Regions from separate parts of the Mus musculus genome. Here region 1 is linked to region 2. A link is a loop called in an ENCODE intact Hi-C map of the cell type or tissue named here. Cell type or tissue: gastrocnemius. All regions are shown on one strand. Links, peaks and the distances in the headings refer to the core of each region. The heading gives the core; the rest is flanking DNA. Region 1 overlaps Fam161a (family with sequence similarity 161, member A). Region 2 holds the start of Xpo1 (exportin 1).

Evidence for each region. Hi-C counts contacts between places; a loop is a spot of excess contacts. Peaks named below come from ENCODE experiments on the same cell type or tissue, not always from the same donor. Only the 100,000 strongest peaks of a DNase experiment are listed, where the experiment ranks them.
Region 1: it touches region 2 in a loop (2.3-fold over the local background); 19 of 42 quality-filtered maps call a loop at or near these places.

What each region holds. Positions count from the first base shown.
Region 1 is chr11:23,009,750-23,023,548 of GRCm38, forward strand. Fam161a (family with sequence similarity 161, member A) reads left to right here. Exons shown (of 5, transcript NM_001363283.1): 2 at 3,790-3,898; 3 at 5,906-6,135; 4 at 10,251-11,384; 5 at 13,681-13,799. The coding sequence starts at 5,960. The coding sequence ends at 13,798. Among named protein-coding and RNA genes, the nearest start is that of Fam161a, 8.3 kb to the left of the region's middle. In gastrocnemius, for the core only: a CTCF peak has its summit at 4,036 (motif pointing right); no DNase peak of the experiment used is centred there.
Region 2 is chr11:23,247,937-23,262,977 of GRCm38, forward strand. Xpo1 (exportin 1) reads left to right here and starts at 8,105. Exons shown (of 26, transcript NM_001035226.1): 1 at 8,105-8,224; 2 at 8,708-8,781; 3 at 13,899-14,030. The coding sequence starts at 13,905. In gastrocnemius, for the core only: CTCF peaks have their summits at 7,640 and 9,525; DNase peaks (open chromatin) are centred at 6,194, 6,787, 7,650, 7,886 and 3 more places; H3K4me3 peaks cover 3,497 bases; H3K27ac peaks cover 3,863 bases.

The DNA of each region.
Region 1 (13,799 bases), core at 1-8,000, 240 kb before region 2:
TGGGGTGGGCCGAAGGGTTTGTGCTTGCTAGGCAAGTGGTGTACCAACAGCTACATCCTCGGCTTTTTTGTTTTATTTTAGACAGTGACTCCTTTGGTCCAGGATTGCCTCAAATTTGCTATTTGTGGCTAAGGATGACCTTAAACTCCTGATCCTCCTGCCTCCACCTTCCAAGTAATGGGATTAAGCGTATGGGGCCCCAGGCCTGGCCTGTAGCAAATGTTTCAAGGTTATGTAGAGTGAAGCAGAGCCTAACCAGCTATGAGGTTCAGAACCCTAGGACTGGTTTATACCTGATAATCATTCAACACAGCCTGTCATAGGTTACAGAAGGTGAAATGCCAGGGAAGGCAAGAGCTTGGACCCGGGTCAGAAGCCGTTTTCTTCTATGTGCTGGGTGATCTTAGGCCGTGATTTCTGTTTCTTTGTCTATAAAAGGACTATAATTGTCTCCGTTTTCCACCTTATTCAGTTGTTATTAAGAACCAAAGGAGAGAATGGGTGTCATTTCTAGAGTAATTTACATAAATTAGTAGTAATTGTAACAACTGCCAGCTTGAACAATTCACTTGGAAATTGATTTATACTTTGGCTTACTACGGCAGAAAGGTCTGTCCTTTGTATAGTTGTACTTATGTTCCAGAGTGCCCTGCTAACTGAAGATTTTTGTTATAAACTGAGTTTGGGTTTCCAACACCCAAATACAAACCCAGTGTGTTGGCTTTTGTCTATAATCCCAGTGCTGGAGAGAGAAGAAACAGGCAGATTCCTGGAATTTGCTGAAAGCCCTACCTCAAAAAATAAAGTGGACAGTGGCTAGGGAATTCAGCTAAGATTGGATGTTAGCCTGGAACCCCTGCTTATCCCCTGCACAAGCTGGGGAACTACATCTGCCCTCCTGCCAACCCCACCCACCTAAAGAAATCTCCACTGTCTGCTTGGAGAATACTCAAGCTAACATGTCAGCGCTCCTTGTCTCTGAGTTTCAGACAGCCTGCCCAAGAGTGCCCATTTGGGGGCTCAGTTTTTGACCATGCATGGACACAATCCCAGCTCCTAGCTAGCATGGCAGCACTCCCAACCTAAACTCTACAAGATCCCCTTGCTTTGGCCTGGATCTCTCACACCTGTGAGATCAGTGAGCCCACCTGAGAGCAGCCTCCTAATAAACCTGCCTTTATCTACTTCTAATCTGGTCTAATCTGGTCTGTATCTGTGTCACTGAGGGGACAAAAAGCCTGTCACTGACCTCTGGTGTACACACACACACACACATTCTCTCTCTCTCTCTCTCTCTCTCTCTCTCTCGCACACACACACACACACACATACACATTCTCTCTCTCACACACACATTCTCTCTCTCTCACACACACACACATTCTCTCTCTCACACACACACACATTCTCTCTCTCACACACACACATTCTCACACACACACACATTCTCTCTCACACACACACACATTCTCTCTCTCACATACACACACACACATTCTCTCTCTCTCACACACACACACATTCTCTCTCACACACACACATTCTCTCTCTCTCTCTCTCCCTCTCTCTCTCTCTCTCTCTCTCTCTCTCACACACACACACACGAAAGGTGTGGAGAGAGAACATCAACATTTAGTAGAGACTTAATAGACAAAAGGGATTAAGGATCAGACACCGTGGTAGGACTGGAACAAGGGCCAAGGGGTCCCACATTCACTGAGAAAAACAGTGAGGTGAATGGACAAATGCTTTGTCAGTCCCCTGAAAATGAAGAATAGAGAGTGTGTCCCTAGAGGGGAGTTCTGTAGGTGGAGAGAAGAGCGAGTGTTCCTCTGGTGGTTTCTATTTTCCTAAAGAAATAAAAGGGTTATGAGAGCAGTTGGTGTGTAGGAAGAGCAGAGAAAGACACAGCTGCTGGGGCAGTGGAGTCATTTGCCTAAGGAGCACTAGGTGCTGAGCAGGCCAGGTATCCACTAGATATTGCCCAGGGTCTAATTTAGTATTCATAGTTGCAAGATGTTGTCTATTGTTTTGGGAAGCTGCAGTTACAGTGATACCCACTGAATATATTCTCTTTTTCAAATATCTAATGTTAGATCATTTGGAAGGTGGAGTCAGAACTGTAAGTTTGAGACCACCCTAAAGCACATGGAGTTCCAGACCAGCCTAGACAACATAGCAAGACCTTGTCCATAAATAAATCTTAAACATTATCTGGGTACAATGGCCCACAGCTATAGTCTCAGTACTTGGGAGGCTGAGGTACACATATGCCATTAAACATTGTTGTAAAACACCTTCCTTCCTTCCTTCCTTCCTTCCTTCCTTCCTTCCTTCCTCTTCCTTTGCTTCCTGGCCCTTTTCTTCTTTGGAGTCAGGGTCTCACCGCGTAACTCTGCCTGGCTTGGAGCTCATGGAGTGGGGGAATTATGTAGAAGAGGCTGGCTTCATAGAAATCTGCCAAGCTCTGCCTCCTAAATGTTGAGATTAAAGGTGTGTACCACCATGCCTAGCCCAGAGGATCTCATGTAGCATGCATGTGCTGGCCTCAGACTGGCAATGTAGCTCAGTCTGACCTTGAACTTAGGGTCCTTCTATGTCTGCTTTTTGAGTACTGGAATTACAGACAGGGGCTACCAAGTTCAGCATTGAAAAGAACATAAATTAGTAAAAGCTCCAGAATGTCAGATAAACTTTGTAGACTACAATACAAACAGTTCCTTATGGTGCTGACACAAGGTAAGCCTCAGGTGCTGGGAGAGCTGATACATCTGTAAGTGGGTCAGGCCACTCTCGGGAAGATTAGCTTCTTCTGTAGTGGCACTCACAACACGGAAAGCTTAGTATCAAGGGGGAGGACAGGACCAGCATTGCACATTGTGTTTTGCAAACCGGACAGTCTTGGGGCAGGGGGCGAAGGTGAAGCGAGAATTGGGAGTTATTTCCTAGCCATTCATCTGTTTTAGGTTAAAATACAAGCAAACTAGGAGGGCCTATTTGGAAAGTTCCGCTCGTATTAACAGTGGACTGGGCACTGTGCATCCTCAAGTGTGAGTGTCGCTCACCAGGCCCGCTCTTTCATGCTGCTCCTTTTTCCTACAGTTCTTCCAGGTCAGAGACTTGCTGGTTTTAGTATAGATAATGGAGATAGGACCTTTGAAGAGATTTTTCTAGGAGAACGAATGAGCCCGCGGATATTCTGCCTGAAAGTTGCTCCCTATTTTAGCTAGAGGACATATAAATATAAAACACTGACAGGTTCACGGCCTGGTTTTAGATTTTTCATTTATGTTGGATTGTAGGTCTTTTCCCTAATACTCTGTAATCCCAGTGCAGCCCTTCAGTGACCTCCAACCCTTGCAAAGGAAACGCCTGCTATTTTCCTTTGGTGAAAACTTACATAGTTTCAAACTTATACCTTCTTTCATTCCACAAATATTTACCAGACATGTTTTCTTAGCCAGGTACCTTTCTAGAAGCTGGGGACACAAAAGCACAAAGCAAACAAGCTCTGCCTTTGAGCTGACTCTCCTGTCTGGGCAGGCCTGGGTATGCATGTGACCAGGATGGGGTAGATGGTTGGGAAGCAGAGGAGGACTCATGGTATGTTGGGAGAGTTGTTATTTCAGAAAGGATAGTCAACAAAGACTCTCTTGAGGTGGCATTTGAATGAGGAGTGAGCAAGTGTCCTGGGCAAGCTCTGGGTCACCAGCATCCTCAAGAGATGGAGCAAATCAAAGGCAGAGACCTTGGGAACTCTGATCATTCTTCTGTTTGTTTGTTTTCGAGGTTGGGTTTCTCTGTGTAACCTCGGCTGTCCAGGAACTCATTCCATAAACCAGGCTGGCCTGGAACTCAGTGATCTGCCAGCTTCTGCCTCCCAAGTGTGGGGATTAAGGTTGGTGACCTATGGCTCTCTCTCTCTCTCTTTCTCTTGTTTAAGGTTTATGTGTATTTACTGGGAGGTGGGTTGTCTATGTGGATCTGTGTGAGTTGGTCATGCTGTGTTGTACCCTTGGAGGCCAGAAGAGGGTGCTGCAATCTCTGCAGCTGGGATTATGGAGCTGTGAGCCACTGTATGTATGCTGAGAACTGAATCTGGTTCCTCTGCAAAGGCAGTGAAATAAAAATTCTTCTAAGTGCCTTGTGTGGCATACAGTAAATAGTTCTTTGGTCCTGTGTGTTGTTAAGTTTCTATGTATCAGTTCTATTAAAGAAAAGTTGTTTTCTTTCACTTGTTTCCTTGAAGTTGTCCCAAATGGGACGATATCAGACGGGTCTTCTTCCAAGAGCAACAAAGGCCTCAGGCTAGACAGTGGTTAAGAGTACTTGATGTTCTTGCAGAGAACTGGAATTTGGTTGCCAGGACCCGCACTGGATAATTTAAAACTACCCATAATTCCAGCTCCAGGGGATTGAACACCTACTTCTGGATTCCGTGGGCACCTGCACTCACCCATACACATGTATGCACAAAGTTTAAAAAATACATATCTATCCATTTATCCATCCATCCATCCATCCCATCCTTTCCCCATGTGAAGAAAAACCCATAGCCTGGTACATGACAGGCAAACACCTGACAACTGAGATACTTCTCCAGCTCAAATCATTGTTCACAATGGACTCTTCTGAATTTTCCCATTGGAAAGGCTAAACAGTCTTATTTTCTGAGATTATATTATTATAAATCTAACTTGGACATACTCTTGTTTGGTTTCGAGTATGTTTAAGGTGGTAGGCTATACTTAAACCATGGTTGGTGGCCCTTTATGCATAGCATCATACATAATCTAAAATTTGTCAACTGAGAACATTAAAAATTATATTTATAAAGAAAGTGAGGGGTTTGGGGTGTGTTATATGTATGTTTAGGTGCACATACCTGTGTGTATGTATATATATATATATATATATATATATATACACGCACAGAGACCAGAGAACAACTTCTATGCTGTGGCACTCTTCAGTGCTGTTGTTTGCTGTTATCTGAGGAAGGCTCTCACTGATTAGGCTTCAGGGACCCTTCTGTTCCCACCTCCCCAGTGCTGGGATTACAATCTTATGTCACCATGTCTAGCTTTGGTTTTGTTTTTTTTTTAAACGTGGGTTCTAGGAATTGAACTCAGCTTTTTATGCTTCCATAGCAAACACTTGAGCAATTAAACAATTTCTCCAGCTCTAGAAAGTGAGGTTTTTCTCTCCTTAATTGAGTCAGTTAGAAGAAGAGAAAGATGAGTAGTGGGGGAGAGGAAGCCCAATCAGAAGCTCCAGTGTGGAGTCTCCAGCCACACATCACTCCATGCTCTCTTCTCGTGCCCTAAGTGTCTGCCACCTGTGGACGTTACTCTTCTTGCTGCCCACAGCAGCGACTCTCCTCTGCCCTCTCCTGTGTCCTTTTCCCCTCCAAGATCATCCCAACTGGGCTCCCAGGAGAGCCACTGAGGACTTTGTCCCTGGGCCCCATTCCTGCTCCCTGTCCACCGCACATCATCAAAGCCCCAAGGCAGGAGCTGGGCACAGAAGCAGCAGCCGCTCGTCTCTCAGCAAAAAAAGTGCACACCTCAGCAGAGGCCTCCTGGAGAGATGCTTGTAGCTGAGCTCCATTCTGCCTTGTGCAGTAGTTAGTGACATCACATGAATGTTTTCTGTCAGTTACCTAGGAATCTGATCATTATGAAATGGATGAGAGCCAGTCATGGTGGCAGGCACACACCTTTGATTCCAGTGATTAGGAGGCAGAGGCAGGCAGATCACTAGTTCGGAGCTAGCCTGGTCTACATACGGAGTTAGAGGCCAGCCTAGGCTACATAGTGAGACGTCTGTAAGAATCAGCATTTGGATCAGTGTCAATTTGTTATTTAATTCCAAACAGCAGATAACAGGGTTCTCTTCACATCAGGCAGGTTGTCACAACTTTTCTGGGAAGGATGAAGAGGTGGCATTCGAGAGCACTATGAACTTCTCTGATATTTACCACTCTGATGAAGAGTATTTCAGGAAACTCAAAGACCTGAAGGCTGTCCATGAAGAAACCATGTCAAAATTAGAGAAAATGTACCAGGACAAGCTAAATATAAAAGACATCCAGGCGGGGTTCATCAGGGATGGGATCAGCGATTCGTCTTCGAGGTAAGTCCCTTCTAGATAAGTTTGTCATTGTCATTTGTGAGCTGAACTAAGATAAATGCCCCGTCGAAGTGTGGAAGACAGTATCCCACAGTATTTGCTTCTAAATAGTCCTTCCTATTGATGATATATAAAGGTGGGCTTTTATTCACAATGTTTAATGGCTTATCATTTTACTAGGTTCCCTCTTGCTTTGAGGGTCATTTGGTGGCCATCTGTTTGTTTTTATTGCCATTTTAAGTGTGTTTTGCTTGTGTGTATGTCTACACCACTTGTGTACCTGGTGTCCATAGAGAATTGTGAACTGCCATATGGGTGCTGGGAATCAAACCTGTGTCCCTGGAAGAGCAGCGGGTGCTCTTATCCTCTGAGCCATCTCTCCAGTCCTTTCATCTGTGTTTTTCTGATTTACTTATGCTTACAGATATGCATCAAAATATTTAGGCTGGCCCAATTTTGAAACATGATCTTATACTCTCTACAGCCCAGGATGGCTGAGAACATGCCTTTGTTGAGGGAGTTTTGGCTTCTCTGCTTTGTGCTCCCGGCTGGTCACAGGCACCCACCCACCCAACAGCTCTGTCAGAATCACAGATGAAAGATACACACACACACAAACTTATTTTTAAATGCTTTATTGGCTCTGTGGCTAGACACTTTTGTGCTTTCTGCGGCTAGCATGCCCTACCTTCACTCCTAGCTCAACACCTCTGAATCTTCCCTCAGCTTAGTTGCTCTTCTGTGAAGTCCATTGGTCTTGCTGCCCAAGACACTTTTAGGCTGCCTTTCTGTGGGCCATTTTCCTTTTCCTACATTTTGGAAGATCTCCCCTACAGTTCTGAGTCTGTTCTGCCTCTCCCAAGTCTCTAGATCTCTTCTTCCTGCTCTCTCCTCTCTTCCTAGCCTGTGGGAACCTGGAAGTCTCACCTCTTTCTTTCTGCCCAGCCATTGGCCACTGGCATCTTTATTGATAGGTCAAAAACCAATTGGGAGCAAGGCCCTTCAGTGTCAGCACACACAGATTCCTATTAAATCAAAGCATCAGAACTACTCCTACAGGCCCCAAACTCTGGGCACTCCTCCTGCCTCAGCCTCTCAAATACTGAGAATACAAGCATGAGCCATCATGGTTTTCTTTTTTTGAGACAGGGTCTCATGTAGTCCAGGCTAGTCTCCAACTTGCAATGTAGCTGAAAGAAAGATGAAATTTCAAGACCTGTAAGTCATATAAAGTACTCAGAAATTTCTGGTTGTTTGTGAGCCTAGAGGCTGCCTGGGGCTGAGAAAAAAGAAAAACAAACCTGGTTATGCCCCGTAGTTAAAACATTCCTGGGAACAGCTTGACCATAAAGATAAAGAGAAATGTGAGGACATAACAGGGTTATCTGAACTGAGTCAACAACTCACAGAACTCTGACACCCTGCACGTACATGTAATTTTTCTGCTGATGTTTGAATAAGCCAATAGTGTGTCGCTATGCTGAATTCTATGCTGAATTCCCCACCCCTAAGTCCCTTACCCCACAAACACCCCTAGCTCTCGAGCCTCGTGGTTGAATCCACTGCTTCCTGCGTGAGATATGTTTCGACCCGGAGCTCCATCATTAAACTGCCTCATGTGTTTACAACAGGAGGGATTCTCGTGTTTCTTTGGGTGCTCTCTCACTCCCGAGACTAGAGTGGGGGTCCCTGAAAGGGGGTCTTACATAGCCAAGGATGTCCTTGAGCTCCTGATCCTCTCACTTCCACTTCCTAGATGATGGGATTACTTGCAACCATGCTTTGCTTGAGCTGGGCCTTTTGTTCTTGTTTGACATAAGGTCTCTCTGGTGTAGATCTGGCTGTCCAGGAACTCACTATGTAAATATTGAGGCTGGCCTTGGATTCACAGAGATCAAGCTGGCTCTGCCTGCGTAGTGTTGTGGTAAATCTCCAACCACTATAAGCCCATTTAAGGAAAACACAACTTTGTTGCAGTGAATCTCCAAACCCAGTAAGTCCATTCAAGGAAAACACAACTCAGTTGTATATTTATAAACTGCACACCTATACTGGGCAGACATGCCTCTACAACACTTTCTTCCCCAGCCATGAAATCCCTACTCCTTGCAGTTTCTCCAGGCCATTCGCTTCTACTCCATCTTCCTTCCAACATCTACAACCCTGTTCTCCTCTGTCCTCCATCTTCTTCAACTCCTCCTCCTCCCTCCTCTTCCTTTCTTGCTCCGAAACCCACTTCCTCATTTTCACCCAGCGATTGGCTACTTGTCATCTTTCTTAGCCAATCAGATGATTAAGGGAAATTCCCCTACAGCGGAGTGCTAAGATTAAAGGTGTGTGCCACCATGCCCAGCCAGTCTTTTTTAAAGAATGAAAATTAAAGTTTATTTTAAAAAATTAAAAGATGAGCTCATTAAAGATGCAAGGTTTTGACTTCTGGGGTTTTTTGTTCTGTTTTGTCATTTGTGTTTTTTGTTTGTTTGTTTTTTAGATTTATGTATTATGTATGCAGTGGCCTGCCTGTATGTATGCCTGCAGGCCAGAAGAGGGCACCAGATCTCATTTTAGATGGTTGTGAGCCACCATTTGGTTGCTGGGAATTGAACTCAGGACCTCAGGAAAAGCAGCCAGTGCTATTAACCTCTGAGCCATCTCTCCAGCCCTTGATTTCTGTTTTTAAAAGCAATCTAGCATCAACGCTCTTTTCTAATGTGGCCCTGCTTCCTTTGAAACTGTAAGCTGACTGTACATTGTCTGTGTGTCAGAGCTGTTTGAGCTCTGACATCCCCAAGAAGGTCACAGACTTTGATCTCATTTGAGGGCTTTTACCCTGCCTTTGACCTTTCAGTTCTCCAATAAGAGACACAACTTTTGTTATTTACAATTAGCCTTTATCAGCACCAGAGCTGGGCAGATATTACCCTCTATGCTATTAGAATCTACTTTCCTATCTATGACGCCGAGTTATTACTTGCTGTGTTCCATCTGGGCTGCTCCCAGCTCCAACTGGCCAGCCTTCAGGGCCAGGACTCTAAGGTTCCGAGCCCACGGCGTCTTCTCTCTCCTACCATCCTCTCAGTCTCTTCTCTCTCCTACCATCCTCTCAGTCTCTTCTCTCTCCTACCATCCTCTCAGTCTCTTCTCCACCCCAACCAGGTTACCTAAAACCCACCTCCCTCTAATCCCTCCAGTAATTGGCTGTAGCCAATTTTGTTTAAACAATAGTTTTAAATCGAGAAACAAGGTTTGCACAACAAAAATTTGTAAATGTGAGAATTCCCTTGGCGGCCTAGACCTTCAGGTACAGAATTTAGCATTACAATACATGACAACAGACCAAGCCTCAAAAGTAGACATGCAATACGACATGACACTCCAGTGTCTCTGAAACAGAAGAAGTGGTGATCATGCTCAGGGGCTGGTGTCAACAAAGGTGTCATACATAAGTATGATTTTCCCCCTCCAATTAAAGCTAGGAATCAAATCCTCAGTGCCTAAGAGATGGGCTCTCATTATGTTGCTTAGGCTAGCCTTGAACCCCCATATCCTTCCAGTCTTGGTTTCTATTAGCATGCACTAGCATGCCCAACTGAGTTCAAACTGGAGAAAAATAAGAGGCAGAGTGGATAGAGGAAGCAAGGAGTGGCCTTCAGGACAGCAGCAGGCATGGTGGAGAAAGGAGTCAGGTGAGAACACTTCTAGAATGATAACTAGGCTAGGGAGGGGAAAGACTGCTGGCTAAGCAGGGGCCAGTACTGATTGACAAGTAGTTCAGACTTTGTAGCAAAGATGAAAGTGTTAGGTAGGAGTAACATGGTCAGACATGGTCAAGATGGTGACTCTGGGAAGCACAGAGGAGATGAATAAAAGTAAGACAGGAGAAGCAGTTCAGAAGACAGAAGAGACTCAAGTTCCTTCTCTGAAAAGTGAGAGTGTATTAGATAATTCATAGTCATCTTTCAGCTCTATTCTAACGAAAAATGATATTGTCACGACCCTTAGACAGCTACTCCCTTCTGGCTGACTATACCTTAATACTAGAAAATCTGTAATTACAGTAATTTTAACATTTGGCCACATAAAATTGGAAGTGCACCCTAATTATTCTTCTTCCCTAGTTCTGCATCGGAAAAGAGCTGCTCACATCCTGCCTTGTCAGTGACCTCACTTTCAGAGCCTGACCTAGACGGGTCGTCCTCCTTGTCCACAACTACTGATGAGGGGTTGCCCGACCTAGAGGAAAAGACTCCCGGGGAAAGCAGCGCAATGGTCCATGCCCAGGAGCTCATAAACAACATGTGGAACGACTTTTCTGTTGAAGATTATATTCAGTATGACTCAGACTCCCGAACAGCTAAGAAAAAAAGGAAGAAAGCTAAATCCTTGACACCCAAGATTACAGTGCCTGTACCCTTTGAAATGACGGTAAGAGAGCAGAATCGGAGAGAGAAGGCCTTGAGTGCTCGGTCAGATCTGGAAACAAAGCTGCTCAAGAGGGACGAGGACGATGCAGAGTGTAAGAAGAAATTCCGAGCCAATCCCGTTCCTTCCTGCGTGCTCCTTCCCCTTTATGAGGATCTAGTCAAGCAGAGTGAGGAGCGCCGGAAGAAGGCCCGGGAGAGGAACAGAGCTGCGCTCCTGGCCTCCCTGAAGCCCTTTAAGTTCATTGCGAGGGAGGAACAGAAGCAAGCAGTCCGCGAGAAGAAGCTGAGAGACCTTTTTAGGGCTAAAAGGAAAACGAATCAGTTTAAAGCCAAACCTGTGCCTCGTTTTATTTACAGGCCAGCTGCGAGTGACAAGCCAAAGGAAGAAGAGCTCTATGGGGACAGCAGGATGCTGCCAAAGGTCAGAGATCTGTTACAGAATTCGCCTTGGCCCAGTCGGTCAGCTTGCAGACGTTTCAGGGACCCCAGAAGTCCTGCAAAGCCCAGGGGTAAACACAGGCGTAGGTGCCTGAGGCGTGATGGAGACTTAGAAAAATGGAAGGAGCCCTTCTCTGAATACAGCTTTCTGAAATGCCCAATGCTTTGTGAAGAGTGTTGTCTTCACGAATCCCCTTGTGACTCTGATAAAAGACAGAAACTCTTGGCAGACATCAGAGCAGATGAAGAAATTTTGAGAGAAACACGCAGGCCGGGTCGGTCTCCTAGGCGCAAGTCACCGGGAAGAAGCTCGAACCCAAAGCCCAGGCCTCATGAATGCAGCCCACCGATGCCCACCGCGTCTTCCCGAGGGCGGGAGCAAGCCATCAGGTAAGGCCTCAGGACGGTCACTCCCTGCCACATGGTTGCTGAACTGGCATAAAACCCTATGGGTTTTACCCTGGTAAATCTGGATTTACTAAATTATCTGGAAGGTATTGTATGACATGGTAGAAAATCGTTTGCTAAGAACGTTCTTCTAAGAGACAAATGTGATTTCCTTGGGGATGATAGGTAGATAAGCTTACACCATCAGCCTTGCTTGGATTTCCAAGGTCACAATTAAGATTTTGGTCAAAAGGTGGCTTTTTTTTTTTTCCAGCCTTTGAATTATGCCCTGTTAAGTCTTTGCTGGACAACTTCCTCCTTGGCTTAAAGTGCATTAATTAAGCCTTAGTTTGTTGCCCTCAGGAAATCCCTTGAGGAAAAGAAAATGTTGGAAGAAGAGAGAAATCGGATCCTAACTAAACAGAAGCAAAGAATGAAAGACTTGCAGAAACTGCTGGCAACCCGGGTTAAGGCTTATGGCTCCCACCAGAGCTTGTCTCAGATAGTTAAAGCCAGGGTGAAGGAGCTCAGGTACCACGGAAGAGCCTGGGAACGCCAACATCAGCTGCCAAACTCCCTTTCCTTCCCTTTCCTTTCCTTTCCTTCCCTTTCCTTTCCTTTCCTTTCCTTTCCTTTCCTTTCCTTTCCTTTCCTTTCCTTTCCTTTCCTTTCCTTTCCTTTCCTCCTGCTTAACTAGTGGATACCTAGATATGAAAATACTATGGCATCTTAATTTATGGATTTAAATAATCTTTGGCTGTTCCTACTCAACTGTTACATATATGCACACATATACATCTTATAATGACAGTCAGTGTATTTACTTACCTCCATAGCGAGAACCATGAGACCATGTGGAACAGAAATGGCTTTGTTATGGTCATAGTTAGTAATTGCTTAAAAACCAGCACAAAACCTTATTTATGCAAGTGTGTTCTTATTTATAAATTATGTAAATATTTGGCATATATACATGCATTGCATACATACATTATACATACATACATATGTACATTATACATCTGGTGCTGGGGGCTGGGCATGTGAGGACCAAAGCCAGGATCTTGTACACAGACTGGCTGATCTGGATAAGTCAGGGAGTTCTGTTCGAAGTTTGTACCAAATACAACAGTTTGAGTGGATGCATGGTGGGTACATGCTGCCCCTCATGACTGATAGCAGCCACAGAACACCTACAGTCCTTTACAGAATACTACTAGAATTCTATAAAGCAGAGTCTGAAAACCAGCATTCCAAACATTGCACATAAAAATGGTCATGCTTAAGCAAGAAAAGGCCCTCCAAAGCTGGGTAAGTAATATGACTTATTAACTTTTAAGATCCAAATACGTACATCTATTTTATCACTGAGCCTTCCTTTACAGTATAGGATCAGCCCACTAATAGAGCCGAGTTTGATGAACTTGAGCAAAAAATTCCTTAGGAATACAGTATTTGCCTGTAGGAAGTTGAATACCAACTTACTTTGAGTAAGCATAATTTTTGTAAAGTATAATTATTTTCCGTACCCATGAAACTCTCTTGTCTTGGTTGCTTCTAGTATATCTTATACAGAGGAAAACAAAACAAAACAAAACAAAACAAAACAAAACAAAAAAACAGTGAAGTTTAATTCATTGTGGGATCTGGTCCAGAGGATGAGCACAGCGAGGTTCATGCTTTTGGCTCTGCCCTCAGTTGCTACATTCTCATGAGCCCCACTTTCTCTCTTACCTACTCCCACTTAATTAATGTTGCCACTGCCCACTAGGTGATCTCATTTAGGGAAAGAAGAAAAGCAGGGTCTTTTTATTTTGGTGTTTGAAACAAGGTTTCTCTGTGTACCCTGGGCTGCCCTAAGAACTAGCTCTGTAGGCCAGGCTCGTCCCACACTGGGATATCTGCCTGCTTCTGCCCCAGAGTTTTGGGACTAAAGGTTTGTGCCACAACTGACCAGTTTCAGGGTCTTGTTTTTGAAAGAATATTTTTTAAGATACCCATTTGGACCAGACTTTCTTGCTTTTGTATACTTTTATATAAAACACTTTTTCAGGCAAGACTGAAGTCTTTTTGCCTTGAAGACTTTGGAAATCAAAATGACCAGACCATTCCCAGGGCAGTACACTGTGTTTCTTCAAAACCTGGGCTTTTTATTCTGGATTTATGAAAATCTTGCCAGTCTAGAAAAGGAACTGGGCTGAGCTGTGCTCTCACTTCCTGGTTTGTCTTCTGAGGTGAATGTCCTAGGAGAGCTTCCGTAGCTGACCTTTAAAATGCCACTCTCTTTATCTGGTTCTAGAAGGAGTGAAAAGGCCAGGATGAGAGAATATTGGCAAGAACTGGAGGAACAAGAGGAAAAACTGCAGAAGAGGCCGATGTTGTTTGAAAGAGTCACCCAGGTTGTGTTTATTGGTTAGG
Region 2 (15,041 bases), core at 2,658-10,657:
CACTTCCTGGTACACCCTTAATACCCAAACCATATATTTTACATCTTGCCTTTCTAAACTCGCTATGCTTGTTCAAACTTCTCTTTGTGAGATTTAACCAGAGAACAAAGTCTCTGCTGGGCTTCTTTGAAACTTCCTTTGTCAATGCAATTAATGCAATTAATCCAAGTCTCTTCACCTTAGCCTCAGACAGACTTTTCAGCCAAGGGCAAAAAGTAGCCACATTCTTCACCAAAATACCACAAAAACAGTCTTTATGCCACATACTGAAATTCTTCTCCTTTGAAATCTCTTGGGCCAAGTCAACACAGTTCAAATTACTCCCAGCAACAAAGTCTTTCATATTACTACTAGGATGACCCATTAAGCCCCATTTAAAGCATTCCACTGAGTTCCAAATCCAAAGTCCAAAAATCCACATTCTTTCAAATAAAAGCATGGTCAGGCCCAGCACAGCAATACCCCACTCCTGGTACCAGAAGTGGGGTTGTAATGCTGCTGCACCTGTCCACTTCTGGGTGGTGCCTGCATAACCTGCATAACCATCAGTAAACCAGGCCCTAGTCTTCTCCTCTTTGGTCAGCCAATCATAGGGAACACCCCATGAGGCTATAGGCACATGCTTGGCAGCAGATGGCATTGTAACAGGAGTAGAAACCATAGGCATTTGAGCAACTTCTTCATGTAACTTGCTTGTGCCTTCAGGACCTGCTCTGGACTGATCACATATATACCACTTCCATTTGATAATAGACTGCTGCTGTACGCATCCCACTTTATGACTTGCAGGGTCTGATAGTACCCATCTCATGATGGGTAGTTCGGGTCGCATAGTAACTTGGTGTCCTACTGTCAAACGTTCAGTTTCCACTAAGGCCCAATAGCAAGCCAAGAGCTGTTTTTCAAAGAGAGAATAGTTGTCTGCAGATGACGGTAGAGCTTTGCTCCAAAATCCCAAAGGTCTCTTCGGGAATCCATAGCCACTATGCCTTAAGATCTCCATACCAAGATCCAGATCAGAAATTTCTATCTCCCAACCTCCAGATTAGGGTCACTGGCGAGCCTTCCAATTCTGGATTGTAGTTCATTCCAAATATAGTCAAGTTGACAACCAGGAATAGCCACTACACTAACAATGCATAGCTCAACTCAAAGTTTTTCTTTGATCTATTCTGTTTTTGTTTGTTTGGTTTGTTTTTTTGAGGTAAGTGTTATGATGCAGACTTCTCTGGCCTCAAACTCATAGAAATCTGCTGTGTCTCTCCAGTGCTGGGTTTACAGGTTTGCTCCACCATACCCAGCTCAGTTCAAATTTGAACAGACTCTCTGTCTTCATCCTACCACAAGACACTTCACTGGTATAATCTAGGTGTCTTTATTGAGACTATAGTTGGTAGATTGTCATCAACATTGATTGAATGTTTTCTAGAGAACAATTTCAGGCCTGTGCCAGAACCAGATCAAAACATGCATTTCCATAAGCCTGCAGGGTGATGCCTGTTTATGGTAAAGTCTGAAAAGAGTTAATCCAGTTGGGTTGCAGCTTTCTCTCCTCTTCTTCCTTCCCCTAGTGGGCTGGAATAACTTCAAACATCCTGTAGTTCAGTCCCCTGCTGCTGTTAACATTTTGGGGGAAGGTGGCAGTCAGGGTTGATTCTCCTGTGCTGTTTTGCAGCATCTGTGGCCTCTATTAGATGCCACTAGCATCTCCTCCTTGACCAGTTGCAACCCTCAAAAATGGCTACAAGTCAGTTATTACAATGTGGATTGCTGTCTATATGCAGGCGAGGGCAGGCACAAGATAAGGCTAGATCCTGGGATTGGGCAGTGGAAAAAGAAGGCAGGCTGAGAATTTTAGAGTACAGAGAGACTGAGAGACAGAGGGGAGACAGAGATGAGGAGACAAGATGAAACCTAACAGAGAGAAAGAGGAATCAGAACTATGCAGTCCTGGGGCCCATATGCATTGGGGATTTCTTAGATGATTAATAAGTAGGGTGAGTTTGCCACATCTAGGTGTGCAGCTTCTGTTTCTATCAGTTGAGTTTTAAGTTCTTTGTGTGGGCATTTTGTGGGTTGAGAATTTACTGATACAAATCTGACTGATAAATTACAAGCCTCTAGAGTTTTGATTTTCCAGGTTACAGGGATTTGTGACAGCTAACCACGGGGGGCAAATGGCTGGGAATGCAAGCAGGATCCCCAGCAAGAGAAGGAGTTGGATACCATGGAGACCCTGGTGGCGGGAAACCGAGTTACTTGAACACAGCTGGTGCTAGCAGGTATTCTACCTTTTTATTATTTCACGCAACATTACTTTTTTTTTTTTTTTTTTTTTTAAAGACAGGGTTTGTCTGTTTAGCTCTGGTTCTCCTGGAAGTAGCTCTGTAAACCAGACTGGCCTTGAATTTAGAGACCCTCCTGCATCTGTCTCCCAAATGCTAAGATTAAAGGCATGTGCCAGGCGGTGGTGGCACACGCCTTTAATGCCAGCACTTGGGAGGCAGAGGCAGGCAGATTTTTTAGTTCGAGGCCAGCCTGGTCTACAGAGTGAGTGCCAGTACAGCCAAGGCTACACAGAGAAACCCTGTCTCAAAACAAACAAACAAACAAACAAACAAACAGAAAAGATTAAAGGCATGCAACTCCACTACTCAGTTTATATTTCTTTCAACTTAATTTTTAAATATTTATTCAATTGATTTTATGTTTTTCAGTATGTATACCCATGGACCACATGTGTGCTTGGTGTCTGTGGAAGTCAGCAGAGGGTACTATATTCTCCTGGAACTGGAGCTATTTATAGATGATTGTGAACCATTCTGTGGTTTCCGCAAACAAACCCAGGTCTTCTGCAAAAGGAACAAATGCTCCTAACTACTGAGCATCATCTGCCCTTCACTATTGTGCTTTCTTCCATTCTTCCTTCCTTCCATTTGTTTTCAGGCAGGGTCTCCCTCTACAGACCTGGAACTATTACACTTTATTGCTATTTCCATTCTAACCTATCTGTAATGTGCTCTGATTCTGACATTGGCAGACAATATTGTATACTTTTTTTTTTGTTTGGTGTTTGGTACTAGCGATTGAACCTAGGGCATTGTGCATGCTAGGTGGGTGCTCTCCTGCTCAGCACAGCCTCAGTCCTTTTTAAAATTAATCAATAATTAATATATTTATTTATTTGTATTTGTAGCTCTGCTGACCTTTCTTTTCTGTTTTTCAGCTCAAAGACGATTTTATTAGAAGAAAAAGCTCCTACAGTTGGGAACCTGTTGTAGTGACTATTCCTGGTTGTCAGCTTGACTATATCTGGAATGAATTACAATCCAGAAATGGAAGGATCACCTGTGATCTTGATATATATATATATATATATATATATATATATATTATATTTTATTGGATATTTTATTTACATCTCAAGTGTTATGCCCTTTCCAGGACTCCCCTCCAGAAACCCCCTATGCCATCCCCCCCTCTCCCTGTCTCTATGAAGGTGCTCCCCAACCCACCCATCCACTCCTGCCCTGGCATTCCCCTATACTGGGGCATCGAACCCCATCAGACCCAAGAGCTGCTCCTCCCACTAGTGTCCAACAAGGCCATCCTCTGCCACATAAGCAGCTGGAGCCATGGGTCCCTCCATATATACTCTTTGGTTGGTGGTCCAGTCCCCAGGAGCTCTGGGGGGTTCTGGCCAGTTGACACTGTTGCTCCCCCCATGGGGCTGCAAGCCACCTCAGCTCCTTCAGACCCTTCTCCAACTCCTCCATAGGGGACTCAGTCCAAGGGCTGGTTGCGAGCATCTGCCTCTTTATTTGTCAGGCTCTGGCAGAGTCTCTCAGGAGACAGCCATATCAGGCTCCCTTCAGCAAACACTTCCCTGCATCTACAATAGCATCAGGTTTTGGCAACTGGGATCCTGATCTTAAGGCTGGGGGATACAAGTTCTGACCTGGATCTTGGCATGGAGATCTTTTGGCAAAGTAGCTATGCATCCCAGGAGATTAAGGCAAGGAGATTTCTGAGTTCAAGGTCATCTGAGACAAAGCAAGTCTCCAGGTATGGTGGCACACACCTTTAATCTGGGCCACACTTTCTCCTGGAGACCTACATAAGAACATTGGAAGAAGGAAGATACTTGGGTCTTTGCCTGCTTGCCTTGTGGGACTGAGCAACTGTTAGATCCTTGGACTTCCATTCACAGCTGCTGCTGATCTTTGTTGGGGAGTTGGACTACAAACTGTAAGTCATCAACAAATTCTCTTACTCTATAGAGATGACCCATAAGTTCTGTGACTCTAGAGAACCCTGACTAATACACCTATAAATCTCTCCAGCTGCCTCCCTCCTCCCATCTCAGGAAGAGAATGAAGGAGGTGAGAAGCCATGCTAATTAAGCTGGCATCAGAGGACAAGCAACCATGTAGCCAAGGCTACACAGAGAAACCCTGTCTTGAAAAAAAGAACAAAACAAAAACAAAAACAAGAAAAGAAAGAAAACAAGTCAGGAGCTCAGGGTAGCAGAAAAAGCATGCTTAGTTCTGGCCAGCAACTAAAAGAGAGGAGAAACAGAAAAAGGAAAGAAAGTTAAAAAGAGTTGTGCTTTTTTTGGCTCAGGCCAAAAAACTGTGAGACCCAGGCAAACTTCATGGTGACTTGTGACTTGGAGGGACTGCCTCTTCTTTTCTTTCTTTTTCTTCCTTCCTTCCTCCCTCCCTCCCTCCCCCTCTCTTTTTTTCTCTTGTTCTTTCATTCTTTTTTTTTTTAAGACAGGCTCTTCTAGCCGGGCGTGGTGGAGGCAGAGGTTTTCTCTGTGTAGCCCTAGCTGTCCTGGAACTCTCTCTGTAGACCAGGCAGGCCTCGAACTCAGAAATCCACCTGCCTCTGCCTCCCGAGTGCTGGGATTAAAGGCATGCACCACCACACCTGGCCAGTACTGGAATTTTTTATCAGTCTTTGCACATAAAGTTTCTTTTCAGGAGTTTTCATTCACAGTTGGGATCACAGATGCACACCACCAGTGCCTGGCTGGAAATGTTCTTTTGATTTATTTTAAAGGAAACGTTCTTTGATTTGTTTTGAGACAGAGTCTCAGGGTTGTTCAAATACTGTCTCACTGGGGTAGGACTATCCTGTATCTAGAAATACTGAAGAGATGAAGAGTGGTTGCTTCCACCTGCGATCAGCTCTCAAGAGAGAGGGAAGACAGTGGACCAGCTAGGTATGTGCAGCAAATTCTAGGCCAGCAAGAGTTATGGTTGCATGTACCTTAAATCCCAGCATTCAGGAGGCAAAGGCAGGCACATCTCTGTAAGTACAAGGCCAGCCTGGTCTACACAGCCAGTTCTATGACATACAGATCTACATAGAGAGACCTTGTCTCAAAAACAACAGAAAGCTCTGGGCAAGTGTCTTAGTTTGGATTTTATTGCTGTGAAGAGACACCACGACCATGGCAACTCTTATAAAAGCAAGCATTTAATTGGGGATGGCTTATAGTTTCAAAAGTTTAGTCCAGTATCAGCATGACAAGAAGCATGGCAGAGTGCTTGCTGGCATACATGGTTCGGGAGGAGCTGAGAGATCTGCAAGCATCAGAAAGACTGTGTGCCACACTGGGCATAGCTTGAGCTTAGGAGACCTCAAAGCCTGCTTCCACAGTGACACAGTTCCTCCAACAAGGGCATACCCATTTCAACAAGGCCATTCCTTCTAATTGTTCCTATGGGACAAGCATTCTATGAATATGTTGGAGCCATACCTATTCAAACCACCACAGCAAGCCATAGCTAAAGGCATGAACCACCACACTTGGAAAAATACGATTTGTTTGTTTGTTTTTAAGACAGGGTCTGTTTGGCTTGGAACTCTCTATGTAGACCAGGCTGGCCTTTGACTCACAGAGATCTGCCTGCCTCTGCCTCCCCAGTCTTTCTACTAAGGGTGTGTCCCACTGTGCCAAGCCACAAAGGCTATTTTTCAGAAAGGCATCCATATACCTGTAATTCCAGTCAGCACTAGAGACAAACAGAGGAAAATTTGAATTTAAGGTCAGCCTGCAATTTATTTAGTCACAGGATACAGTGGCACTAGGGAGGCGGAGGCAGGATGGTCTCTGCCAGTTCTAAGCCAACAAGGGCTATACACCAAGTCACTGTCTCAAAAAAAGAAAAAGGAACCGATGGATTAACTCAACAAGGTGCTCTCATTTCCTCACTGGAGCTGTGCCAAGCAGCCCCTGACCCAAACAAACAAACAAAATAAATTCCTCACGAGATTATAAAGAATTAAATAGAACATTGCACATAAGGTCTTCCATACCCATTGAATTCAGGTATTCGACTTAGTTTATTTACATTTCCATATCTCTATCCTTGGGGGTAGGATTGTTTTTAACTGTTGAAGGTAATGAAAATGTATAAGCAGTGTCAGATCTGTGTTCCGAATATTTGTTTTTGTGTATAGGGATAGCATCTTCTGCCTCCAGCTGACACTGAATTTATTCTGTAGCTGAGGATGGCCTTGCATTCCTATTCTTCCTGTCACTTCTTCCCAAGTGCTGGGAGTTCAGGCCTGTGCAATATGCCAGGTCAACTGTGTTGACTTAATAAATGTTGTGGCACAACAGACCAGTCGATTTTGGTGGACTGCTGGCTGTTTTTCCCCCAGATAGGGTTCTCTTTGTAGTTCTGGCTGTCCTGGAGCTTGCTCTGTAGTCCAGGCTTGTTTGAATTCAAGAGATCTGCCTGCCTCTGCCTCTGTCACCACCACCCAACTGCTGGTTGTTTTAAGCAACCCTAATCAGCAAAACTGACCTGGCACTTGGGAGCCATGGGTTAACCTAGGGGCGTGGCATAATAAGGGCACGCACCAAGTTAAAAGAAGTTGGCACAAAATCTGTCTATACGCATTGTTAAGTTAGCAACAGGATTTTCAATGTGTTAGGACTAATTTTTAGAAATAACTTCTTGTTGAAGCAGTCTGGGGAGAGTTAATTTTTTGTTGTTGTTTTTTTTCGAGACAGGGTTTCTCTGTGTAGCCCTGGCTGTCCTCGAGCTCACTCTGTAGACCAGGCTGGCCTCGAACTCAGAAATCCCTGTCTCTGCCTTCCAAGTGCTGGGATTAAGGGCATGCGCCACCTCTGCCCGGTAGAGAGTTAAATTTTTAAGGAGGCTCGTCCAATAACTAACTAGACAACCGTTTCCAGGCGCCCAAACTGCACGCCCGTTTATGCCAACCTCGGCCCGTGCTATTCACGTTCCCATGCGGTGCCCAAACCCAGGCCTCTACAACGGATCCAAGGCCCAGGGCCTACCATCCGGCACCTATGTGTTCTTTTCGGTCCTTCGCGGCCGTCTATTTCCATGTAGAAACAGGGTGTGCCCTCCCTTTTCCGAGCACAGACCCCATCCTAAGGGCGGATGCTGGGGCCCCAGGACGAGGCCCCTGAGGTTGGCGGGAGCTCGAGGGGGCGGGCCGCCAGGGAACGGGGAGGGGGGGAAAGCAGAAAGACGAGCAACGCGCGCGGCGCTCAAACCCGCGCTGCCTTCTGCTCACGGGCGAACCCCACCCTCTCCGTCACCAAAGGCGCCCAGCCAATGGGCGAGCCGGAAAGGCCGGGCTTACAAGCGAGGGACCGAGAGGGGGAGCCACTCGAGGGGAAAGGGATGTAGAAGGCGGGCTGCACTTGACTGACAGCTCACTCAAGCCAATCCTCTGTGAGGCTTCTCCGCTCTCCTCTTTGCTGGGCTCTGTTCGACGTCCCACCTTCTCTTCCTCCACCCCCCCCTCACTCCTTTGCGTCCCGCCCCGCCTCCCCTCCCCCACTCTGCGGGCAAATCACTGCTGGAAAGAGGCGGGGGCCTAAGCGGCAGGCTCGTGTGGAGCCTTGAGGTGGGATTGACGGGCGCTCCGACCAATAAGAGGTAGGCTGATGGCGCGGCTGTGGCCGGGGCCGACCAATGGGCGCGCGGCCTGGGGGCGGAGGCCCAGGTTCCAAACGCTCCGCGGCGCCATGGGCTGAAAACTCAACCGAGATGGAATCTCCCAGTCTGAACCGGTTTCAACCGGTTCCGAGTTTGAGGCACTAGGAGGAGGGGGAGAAGCGGCTGCAGCGGCCGCGGCAGGAGCAGCGGGAGCTTCAGCATCAGCAAGAGCAACAGTAGCTACAGCCCCGGCGGCCGTGCCTGTTCCAGCCTTTGCTGCAGCAGTCGTGCAACCATCCCGAGGGGGAGGGGGGAGGCACCAGTCGCTGAGGAGCACGCGAAGGGGGGAAAGTTTAGGCTAGCTCGGGTGGGGGGGCCCGGCGCCGGAGCGGCGTGAGCGAGGGAGCCCTGTGTGGTAGGGGGAGCCGGACTGCAACTGGCGGCAGAGCGGCCCCGGCCGTACGGACTCGCGCTGCTGCTCCCGCCGCCGCCTGTGGCTGGAGGGTCCTGGGCTCTGTCTCACGGACTGGCCCGCTCCCCTCCCCCTTCCTTCCCTCCCCAGCCGGGCGGGAGCATTTATTTCTCGGATTAATTCCCCTTTTTGGTGGGGCGCGTGTGTGTGCGTGCGCGCGTGTGTGTGCGTGAGTGTGTGTTGGGTGGAGTTGTCCCTAGAATAGTAAATACTGAGCTTTTTTTTTTTTTTTTGCCCTTCTCTGCTTTTTAATTTCTTTTTTGTTTAAGGTGGGAAAACTGTGAAACCCACCTTGATTTCCTCCCCTCTCCCTCCTCCCCACCTTCCCTCGCCCCAAGCCCGGACAAGGAAGGAAGAAGCAGTTGGTTGAATTTCTGGGTAAGTCGGTCGTGTGCTCGGGGCCGAGGGTCGGGCGGCGGCGGCGCGGCGGGCATGAGGCGAGGCGGGCGGCGGGCGCGGGGCCCTCGGCGGAGCCTGAGATTGAATGGAAGCGCTTCTGTCGCTCGGTGATGGAGGTGGGGAGGCGGCCGCGGGAGGGGAGCGCTTGCTGGGTCATCTTCGTGTGCGGGTGGCGGTGGAGGAAGGCGAGGAGCGTGGTAGTGAGGCTGAGCCCCTGCGCGTGGGTGGAAGGGCTTCCCCAGTCCAAAGGGCTGGGGAGAGTCGGGGGTGATTTCGGGAACGTCTCTGTAAATTATTAGGAGTGGAAGTTTCCAGAAATATTTAGTGCAGCAGCATTGAAACGTCCGCCTGCATCACGTGGCCCCCTCGGTGGAGAGCTTGGGATGGGGGAGGGAGGGGCTACCGAGTCCCTTCTTATGTGAAGAAACTCGAAAGCCTTGTGGGTGATTTTTGTTGTTGTTGGTTTTGTGAGTGTGTGTATAACAAGAAGTAGGAAAGAGGAGTTAATTTCTTTTTTTCGGGGGCCTGCAGTTGGGGTTCCGTGTTGTAGGTTGTTTTCGCCCGGGGCATATATGTCTTGGTGAAACCGTGTACTGCTGGCCGTGGACAGTGAATGATGCCCTCCCTGCTCCTCCTTCTGGTTTCTTGAGTTTGCGGTGTAGGAGAGGAAGTGGTGGTAGAGGATGCACTGAATACTCGCCGAGGCGGGACCTCGGATCACTCAGAGGACATGCTGCATAGAGAATAGGGCGGTGAACTTAGGCGCCGGGTCTAAATGCCTCCTCCGAGTATGGGCGGGGTGAGTGCGTGCTCCTGTGAGCTATAGTTAGAAGTGCTGAGAGTCGTTCGGGTGGGAAGCCAGGGGAGGGCGGTCCCTTCCTAGTGAGGCGTGTGTTTCTTACTGAATGAAGCAGGCGATTGCCCACACACGGAGTAGCAGTCTTTTGTAGCATCTTGTTTTTTGACTCATTGTGAACTTACCTTTTTAGATGGCTACTGGTGGGTAGTGTTTTGCTGCTTGCAGTGCCATTGAAGGTATATGGACAATCACTTGTAGAGTCACAGCATTGTTTGATGGGTTCCTACAGTTCACAATCCAGTGAGTGGAATTTGGGATTGGGGGACACCAACGAGACAGGTGAACCAATCAGAAAGTGAACAATCCCTCCATAGCTGCACTACTTACTGCATGATTCTGTATCTTGAATGTGGGTGTCACGGCTGACGGTGGAATGACTATTTGGAAGCTGTTTGGTTGGGGCTGCTAAATGTGCTTGGCATTGACCACAGAGCCGCCATTTCTGGATTACCTATAGTTGAAGTTGGAAGATAACCGCTAGTTCCGAGAAAGGCCAACAACTGTATTTAAGTATTCTTAGATTGCACCCCTTCCCCCACATGAGTCTAGTATCTGAATTCTTAGAGAAGACCAACTTGAAAATGAAACTTAGGACTTAAGTGTAGGGTCATTTGACTAAACATTTAATCATTACTTTTTTTTTTAAAGAACTATAAATTGAGATAGTGTCTGAGACAAGTTGGTTGCAATTTTTAACCATAAACTCGAAAAATCTGTTTTAATCTGTAAAAGTTATGACACTTGAAGTTATTGGAAAGAATAGTTATTTGTTAGTGGGATTTATTTTTCTTGTATATTAGTGTTCTGTTTTTCCCTTCTTAAGACAGACAGAGTCTCACTGTGTATTCCAGTCTGTGCTTCCATCTCTTCTGGGATTGCATATGTCTTATCTCTTAACACTGGCCTTGGTGTTAATTGTCCTTTCACCTCCCAGGTGCTTTCTTTAATTTTTAATATATAATTTATTTTTACTTTTAGTTTATGTTTTGTTGGTGTTTTGCCTGCATGTATGTCTTTGTGGAGGTGTCAGAAAACCAGAAACCAGAGTTACAGATCAATGTGGGTGCTGGGAATTGAACCAGGGTCCTTTGGAAGCACAGCCACTGAGCTATCTCTCCAGCCCAGTTTGTTTGTTTCTTTTCTTTTTCTTTTTCTTTTTCTTTTTCTTTTTCTTTTTCTTTTTCTTTTCTTTTCTTTTCTTTTCTTTCTTCTTTTTCCGAGACAGGGTTTCTCTGTATAGCCCTGGCTGGCCTGGAACTCAAATCTGTAGACTCAGAAATGCACCTGCCTCTGCCTTCCAAGTGCTGGAATTAAAGGCCTGGGCCACCACTGCCGGGCTCCAGCCCAGTTTCTTTATCTTTACATGAGTGTAAATGTGAGCATATCTACCTATGAAAGAATTTTTGGACTCGTGAGGAGTTTGAGTGGGGAGCACAGATAGGTCTTACTCTGTTGCCTTTGTCTTTTAACAGTAGTATGCCGGGCGGTGGTGGTGCATGCCTTTAACCTGAGTTCCAGAACAGCCAGGTCTATACAGAGAAACCCTGTCTTGAAAAACCAAAAAACAACAAAAACCCCCCAGCCTTGGCCTGATTGTTAGTTACTTCAGATAGGGCTTCATAGCTCAGGCTGGTCTTAAACTCTGTATGTAGATGAGGCTTGGTCTTGGTTTTCTGATTTGAGTGTCAAGAGCGCTGGGGTTCCAGATGCACACTTCTGGTTTGAAACCAAGGAGTTCATGCATAGTAGAGCACTTCACTGACTGAGCCAAACCTAATCTTTGATTTATTATAACTAAGTTTTATCTTGGGCATGATTAATAAAACCTTTGTATTGAAGTATCAGCAGCACTACTACAGAAATACAGCGGAGAAACTACTTGTCCTAGCTGTGTTTTGAGCCAGGTTTCACTGAAAGGCTGAGGTGTTTTTTATTCAGGATCTCTGCAGTCCAAGGTATCCTGGAATTCACACTTCTGCCTTCACCTCCTAGGTGGTGGGATATAGGACTAGACCACCAAGGCCCACTTTGTACAGGTTTCAAACTGTTATTTTAAGAAAAGGATGGTACAGAATGGCTCAGCAGTTAAGAATTCCTGCTGCTCTTGGTGAGGACCTAGTCTCCATTCTGGGTGGCTCATAATCTCTGCGACTCCAGCTCAGTGGGATTCCACCTTGCTCAGGCCTATACAGGCACCTGCACTCTGGCACACAGAGCCACACACAAACCCAGTAAAGTGTAAATTCTTTTTTTTTTTTTTTAAAGATTTATTTATTATTATATGTAAATACACTGTAGCTGTCTTCAGACACACCAGAAGAGGGAGTCAGATCTTGTTAGGGATGGTTGTGAGCCACCATGTGGTTGCTGGGATTTGAACTCTGGACCTTCAGAAGAGCAGTCGGGTGCTCTTACCCACTGAGCCATCTCACCAGCCCCGTGTAAATTCTTAAAAACACAACTTTTTTCATACCAACCTAATTATTCAGAAACTGCGTGATCAAGCACGCTATTCATTTTCCAAATTCTGGAGGTTTTGTAAACTGCTGTAAAAGGTATTATGGATATGCTTAAAGTATCCTCTTTAAATGGTATGCAAAATTGTTTAAATTTGAACTACAAACCAAATGTAGTGGCTCACACTACACCTGTAGTTGCAATGCCTGGAAGGTTGAGGCAGAGTATTCATATGCAGCTCTATAGTTAGGAGAGGATCCAGCCTGTAATCTCCAAGCTGTATATTGAGTCTGAGACAGAAGGGTGGCAAGTTCAAGGGTTGCCTGGCTAGAGTGACTTCATTACCAGCTAGCAACTCTGTCTTATCTGAAAATAAAACCAAGGGGTGGAGAAATACAGCTCAGTGATAGTGTGCAGTGCCTAGCATTTACAAAGTTCAGTCCCTCGGTACCACAAAAATAAGAAAATTTGGCAGAATATTTATATGCTTGTGTACACTTTGGAGGTGAGAGGTCAACTTGTGGGGACCAGGTCTCTTCATCATGTGTGTGTGTGTGTCTGTGTGCGCGCGTGCGTTTGCATGCGTGTAGGTCTCTTGGATTGAACTCTGGCTATTTGGCTGCATTAGTGCCAAATGGTGCAGCTTTATTATGTAGACTTAGCTATCGTGGAATTGGCAGTGTAGCTCAGACTGGTATCACAGAGCTTTACCTGCTTTTGACCCTACCTCTATCTCCTCAGTGTTGCAGCCAAGCCTGCCTTAGGTTTTTTGGTTTGTTTAAGACAAGTTCTTACTGTGTAACTCAGACTGGTCTCCAATGCAGGGATGTGTTCCTCTTACCTCCATAATGCTGGAATTGGAGGCATGAGTGCCACATGTTCTTCTCTGGTTAGTGTCTCAAAGCTAATACTGCTCAGGATTGACTAGTTGAATCATGAGAGCACCTTAGTTACGGTTCTCCCCTCCTCCTGTCTTTTAAGATAGGGTCTTACTGTTTAGTTCAGGCTAACTTTGGATTCATGGCTTGGTTTATTTTGTTTGTTTTTTGAGACAGAGTTTCTCTGAAAATTTCAGTCCGGCATGGCACTTGTCAGTAGTTATATATAGCCCAGGGAGTCTTCACATTAAAGACTCCTTGTCTCAACTTTTCAAGTTCTGGGTTACATGCATATGATACCATGTTCTTGGTATGGATAGTATTTTAATGTTTAAACACAGTTGAGAATGGAAAGTAATGTAGCTGAGCAGCTTGGATGTAGAAAATAAATTCCGTAGAGGTTAAAGGAGTAACCAAGACACACTAGCTTGGTTCTTTTTGTTTGCTTGTTTGTTTGCTTTTTTTTTGTTTGTTTGTTTGTTTTTTCGAGACAGGGTTTCTCTGTAGCCCTGGCCGTCCTGGAACTCACTCTGTAGACCAGGCTGGCCTCAGACTCAGAAATCTGCCTGCCTCAGCCTCCCAAGTGACTAGTTTGGTTCTTATAGCTACTGTGTACATTGAAAAAAAAAATCAGTGTTTTAAGATTGTCCTGTCTGGGGCTGGAGAGATGGCTCAGTTAAGAGCGCTGACTGCTCGCTGACTGCTCTTGAGGTCAAATCCCAGCAACCACATGGTGACTCACAACCATGCTCAATGAGATCTGACTCCCTCTTCTGGAGTGTCTGAAGACAGCACAGTGTACTTTTGTATGAAGAATGTTGAAGTTAGTTTACTTGACTAGAAAGCTTGAGTGTTAACTAGTGTCCAAACTTTTTAAGTAACTTCATTTTTTTTCCTTTCAGTAATCTATGCCAGCAATTATGACAATGTTAGCAGACCATGCAGCTCGTCAGCTGCTTGATTTCAGCCAAAAACTGGATATCAACCTTTTAGACAACGTGGTGAATTGCTTATACCATGGAGAAGGAGCCCAGGTAAAGTAGATGACCAAAACCTTATAAAATTATTAAAATGTGACAAAGTAGTTGAACGTTTCTTTTTATAAAATATAGTTTATAGTTTATATAAATTTGGAATTATTTGCTAATGATAATTAGTCTGGGGAAAGTATTAATGTTGAACGTGGTCAGGAGGGGAAATTAGGAATATGCTAGTCTGGTTCCTTTTGAGACAGTCTCAACTGTTGACCAGGCTGGCAGCATGCACCACCATCTGGGCTCTTTTATTCTAGAGTTGTGAGCCACCCAATTTTGGATGCTAGAAACCGAACACTGGAATTGCAGAAACATGTCTCCAGCCTTCACATGTCAATTCTTTGCAACTTATTAAAGTGTACTTGTTCTGGGTATAATAATGGATACTTGTAACCCAATATAAAAGAAGTTCTTTTATATATTTGGAGTGTGTGTGTGTGTTTGGAGTGAATAGTCCTTTATTTATCTTTTAATGAATATGGGCATTTGCCTGTATGTCTTTGTATCATTTTGTGCCCTTGGCTCATGGAGGCCAGAAGGTGGTGTCAGATCCCTTGGACTAGAGTTACAGGCATTGAGCTACAATGGGGATCAAACCTAGAACCTCTGGAGGAGTAGCCACTACTCTTAACAGCTGAGTTAATCTCTACTGTCCTTGTCTTGTTTTCTGAGATGGATCTCCCTGTAACAGTCCTGCCTGTCCTGGAACGAACTCTGTAGACCAGGCTGGCCTTGAACTCAGATCCTCCTGCTCTGCCTCCTGGGTGCTGGGACTAAAGGTGTGTCACCACCATTGTCTGACTTGATTTTTAAAAAATATTATATTCATTTTTTTTATGTACATTGGTATATTTCCTACGTGTATGCTTGTGTGAGAAGGTATCAGATTGCCTGGAAATGCAGTTACAGACAGTTGTGAGGGACCATGTGGATGATGGGAATTGAACCTGGATTCTCTGGAACAGCAGCCAGTGCTCAAAACCACTGAACCAAATTACTAGCCCCCACTGC